Regions from separate parts of the Homo sapiens genome. Here region 1 is linked to region 2. A link is an interaction called in ENCODE POLR2A ChIA-PET data of the cell type or tissue named here. Cell type or tissue: A673. All regions are shown on one strand.

Region 1 (2,500 bases), 130 kb before region 2:
TAATGGTAGGGTCCAAGCATTTACATGCTTAAAAAGTTTCCCCAACTTGCTCAACCTGCTAGAGGACATCTATGAAAAACCCACACTAACATCATACTTCATGGTAAAAGGCTAGATGCTTTCCCCCTAAGATCAGGAACAAGACAAGGATGTCCATTCTTGTCACTTCTATACAACACTGTACTAGAAGTTCTAGTCAAGGCTATTAGGCAAGAGAAACAAAGAAAAGGAGTCCAGATGGGAAAGGAAGAAGCAAAACTATCTCTTTTTGCAGAAGATATGGTCTTAGATAACAAACGAGTTCATCAAAGTCAAAGAATACAAGATCAGTATACAAAATCAACCTATTTTACCCATTTGCAATGAACAATCTGAAAATAAAATTAAATCACATCTCAAGGCAGCATGTAAAAAAGGGGAAAAAAGAAAATGAAATTAAGAAAACAATTCTATTTACTATAGCTTCAAAAATAGTAAAATACTTCACAATAAATTTAAAATAAGGAAGTGAGAGAAGACATATAGATGGAAGTTGGACACAGTGGCCTGTAATTCCAGCACTTTGGGAGGCTGAGGCAGGAGGATCACTTGAGGCCAGGAGTTCAAGACCAGCCTGGGCAATACAGTGAGACCCTGTTTTTTTTTTTTTTTTTAGACAGAATCTTGCTCTTGTCACCCAGGCTGGAGTGCAATGGCATGATCGCAGTTCACTGCAACCTCCGCCTCTCAGGTTCAAGCGATTCTCCTGCCTCCGCCTCCCGAGTAGCTGGGATTACAGGCACCTGCCACCACGCCCAGCTAATTTTTGTATTTTTAGTAGAGATGGGGTTTTGCCATGTTGGCGAACTCCTGACCTCATGATCCACCTGCCTCACCTTCCAAAGTACTGGGATTACAAGCATGAGCCACCACGCCCGGCTGAGACCCTGTCTTCAAAAAAAAAATTAGCCAGGCATGGTGTCATGCACCTATAGTCCCAACTACCAGGATGGATAAGGCAGGAGGATTGCTTGAGCCCAGCCTGGGCAACAGAGTGAGACACTGTCTCTAAGGGAAAAAAAAAAAAAAAAAAAAAAAAGTGGTAATAAGCATATAAAAAAAAAAAAAGATGATAGTAAGCATATGAAAAGATGCTTCCCAGATGTCATTAAGGAATTGCAAATTAAAACAATAAGATACTGCTGCACACCTATTAGAGTGGTTAAAATCTAAAATATTGACAACACTGAATGCTGCCAAGGATGTGGAACAATAGAAGCTCTCATTGATGGGTGGTAGGAATGCAAAACAGTATAGCTACTTTGAAAAATAACTTGGCACTTTCCTACAAGGCTAAAATTAGTCTTATTATACAATCCAGCCAAATGAGTTGAAAACTTATGTCTGCACCAAAACCTGGCTGGGTGTGGTGACTCATGCTTGTAATCCCAGTGCTCTGGGAGGCTGACGCAGGAAGATCACTTGATCCCAGGAGTTCAAGACCAGGCTGGGCAACACAGTGAGACCCCATCTTTAAAAAAAAAAAATAATAAGCCAGCCATGGTGGCATGCACCTGTAGTCCCAGCTACTAGGGAGGATGAGGTGGGAGGATCACTTGAGTCCAGGAGTCAGGACTGCAGTGAGCCAGGATCATGCTACTGTACTCCAGCGTAGGTGAAAGAACAAGACTATTTAAAACAAACAAACCTGCACATGAATGTCTACCGCAACCTTATTCATAATTGCTAAAACTTGTAAGTCACCAAAATGACCTCCTGTGGGCGAATGGATAAACAAATCGTGGCACATCTATACAATGGAATATCATTCAGCACTATAAATGAGGTATTGTGTCAGAAGAAGATGCAGAGGAACCTTATTGTTAAGTGGAAGGAGCCAGATTGAAAAGGCTACATATACTATGATTCCAGCTACATGATTTTCTGGAAAGGGCAGAACTATAAAGACAATGAAAAGATCAATAGTTACAGGGGATTTGGGGAGAGAGAGAAAGGGATGAACAAATGGAGCAAAGGGGATTTCTGGGACAATGAAACAATTCTGAATGACACCGTAATGATGGATAGATAATATTATGTATTTGTTAAAACACACAGAACTGTAAAACACATTAGAGTGAATCCTAATGTAAACAAAGAACTTTAACCAATAATAATGTATCAATATTGGTTCATCAATTATAACAAATGTACCACACTCATGCATGATGTTAGTAATAGGAAAAACTGTGTACAGGGTTGAGGGGTGGGGATGGAGTATGTGGGAACTCTCTGTACTTTCTACTCCATTTTTCTGCAAAGCTAACACTGCCCTAAAAAATAAAGTCTATTAATTAAAGAAAAAGAAGTGCAAAACTTGTATTCTGAAACCTACAAAACACTGAAAGAATTCAAAGACATACATAACTGGAAAGACATCCTATGTTCATGGACCAGAAGACTTAATATTTTTAAGATGTCAATATCATTAAATTAACCTACAGATTCAACAGAATCACTA
Region 2 (2,500 bases):
TCTGCCAGTGTTTACTAAGATTATGTGCCAGACACTGTGCTGGGTCCTAAGAATGTAAAAAGACACAATCTTTTGTTGTATCACAATGTAAGTGTAGTTAATACTACTGAACTGGACACAACAATGGTGAAGGTGGTAGATCTTATGTGTTTTTGACCAGAATTTTTTTTTTTTGAAGACACCATCTCTGCCCTTAAGGAGGTTGTGGCATAGTGGAGGAAACAGAGAATCCACTAATTCATTTACCTGGGAACTTTTAATTAATAGAGTGCCAATCATATTCTAGGCTGGTGCAGGTGCTGAGGATAAGCCTATAAGCAAACCAGGCACAATTAGTCTCTTATGGAGCTTACTGTCCATGGCCAGCAGGAAATGTGCACCTGCAGTGCCCAGTACAGAAACCACTAGCCACATGTAGTTGTTTACAATTAAATTAATTATGATTAAATACAATTTAACATAGTCTCTGCAGCCACAGTTGAAGTGCTCAGTAGCCACAGGCAGCTGGTGCCACTATAGAGGACAGCACAGCTAGAGAAGGTTTCCATCACTGCAGACAGCTCTTAGCGTGGTCAGTGTGCAGATGGATGAGCCAGATCGTCAAGTAGGGGGCCCTGCCAGTCTCTCCAGTGCCTTTGTGCCAGTTTCAAAAGGTTTTCTCTCTGGGCAGGTGCAACTTCTTGCCAAGGACGAGGCTTGTGGAGCAGGATATGGTTCTGGGCCTAGGAGAAGTCAAGGTGTAGAGAACAGGAGATGCAGATCACCACATGCTCACCAAGTCCCTGGAGTAAAGGACTCCAGACTCTGGAGTTGTCTGATCTCATCTCCCACGACACACTCCCATAGTGCACCACGTGCCCTGCTCATGCTGTTCTCTCAGCCTTCTTCCTTTTCCCATCTCTGTGCCTCCCAAATTCCCTTCAAGGCCCAGGTGAAATTCCACCCTTTTCCTCCTCAAAGCCTTCCCTGAACTGTTTATGAGGCTGATTAACATTTACTGAGCATAGCATTTGTACTACAGTATTTGTGCTATTGGTGGGAGCGTGGTGAGGCTGCAAGATGAAACAGGCCCTTAGACTTTCAATGTGGGTGGTTCTAACTCCCTGTCCTAAATTTGGGCCTTCACAGCCAAGTATATGCATCGTCAGTGCACATCCCCCAGGTGAAGACAGGCTCTAGAACTCTGCACACTTCCTCTTCCCACCCCGCGACTTCTGGCAAGTACTGCCTTACGTATCTTTGTCCCCACTTTTTTCCTCACTAAAAGATACCCAAAAAGGATTCTTTGAAGGTTTCTTGCCTCAATGATCCAACATGAGAAGTGGTGAGACCAACCCTTACCAGCTGACAATGACTTAATCATCTTCAGAGATTCTCAAAAGAAGCTGGAATGTAAATAGCCGCTCAGCTGGTATTGTTCTCAAAGAAGACTTAGATGTAGACAGTTCTCACTCTTCATATGCGTCAGAAAATCCGCTTCCTCTGGGTGAGTTTCAGAAGGGGTAAATGTTGTTGCTCAAATTCCAAAGTGATGAAGATGTGTCAACAAGATGCTTCCTGTGGAATCTCTGGCCAGCTGCCTCTTCAGCCCTGTAGACCCCCTTCTGAGCCCGGGCCCTGCCTGGAGTTAGGCTGCCATTTCCTCTCCTGTTTGCACAGATGGGGCCTTGGGCAGTCAGCCTGAGGAACTGTCCCTGTGCTAATGCTGGGGGCGCAACCCAATGAGAAGAGGACTGGCTTTGAAGTTGGGCCTGGGTTCAAATCCTGATTCTGCTACAGTCAGCCAAGTGACCCTGGGCAAATAACTGAAGACTTCTGAGCCATTGCCATGTTTGTAAAATGGATGGTAATACCTGCATCACAAGATTGTTGAGGGACCTAAATGATAATAAATCTCTAATGTATGGTTTAGGGCTAAGAGCCTGGCCCTGCCACTTACAAGCTGTGGAGTGTCAGGCAAGTTACTTAGATGTTCTATGTGTCTGTCACCTCCTCCCTAAGGGTTGAAAATAGTACAGGCCAATTTCTAGGGCCATTGTGAGGATTACTGAATGCCTGACTCATGATGAATGTTCAGTGAATATTGGCCTCCAGCAACTGGGGTAAGCAAGGTAGTTATTATAATCCCCACCCAGAGGGCCAGGGAGAGTCGCACATTTGCTGTGGGTGAAGCCTGGATGAGAACCCTGCGTCCTAGTCCTGGGCTGCAAATCAAGCCTCTGGCCACAGCCTCCTTCTGGCTGGCTCCCTGGGCCCACTTCCAGGCCCATGGAGCTGCTGAATAGGGGACAGCCCATCCCAGGAGCCAGGCTGCTGGCTTCACTGCCTTCCAGAGGGCCTGGGAAGCCTCTTCATGCCAGTCTGTGGCTTTGTCACTTGCCCCTGATGGAGTCTGCCCTCTCTGTGGGCAGTTTCCTCTCCCTACTCATGGCTGATGTTCACTTCCACGCCCAAAGGAGTGTCATTCTGCCCACTTGGCTGCTCAGGATCAGAGTGGCAT

Evidence for each region. ChIA-PET counts read pairs that join two places held together with the same protein. Peaks named below come from ENCODE experiments on the same cell type or tissue, not always from the same donor. Only the 100,000 strongest peaks of a DNase experiment are listed, where the experiment ranks them.
Region 1: POLR2A ChIA-PET joins it to region 2 with 11 read pairs; 2 of 35 experiments call an interaction of 5 or more read pairs at or near these places.

The regions. Positions count from the first base shown.
Region 1 is chr15:40,192,047-40,194,546 of GRCh38, reverse strand. All of the region lies in intron 8 of BUB1B (BUB1 mitotic checkpoint serine/threonine kinase B), which reads right to left. All of the region lies in intron 1 of LOC107984763 (a long non-coding RNA gene), which reads left to right. Among named protein-coding and RNA genes, the nearest start is that of BUB1B-PAK6, 24 kb to the left of the region's middle. In A673, no CTCF peak of the experiment used is centred here; no DNase peak of the experiment used is centred here.
Region 2 is chr15:40,063,443-40,065,942 of GRCh38, reverse strand. It overlaps SRP14-DT (SRP14 divergent transcript), which reads right to left. Exons shown (of 3, transcript NR_040060.1): 3 at 1-722. Among named protein-coding and RNA genes, the nearest start is that of SRP14-DT, 25 kb to the right of the region's middle. RefSeq lists enhancers at 1,117-1,226, 1,637-1,746. In A673, no CTCF peak of the experiment used is centred here; a DNase peak (open chromatin) is centred at 1,512; H3K27ac peaks cover 465 bases.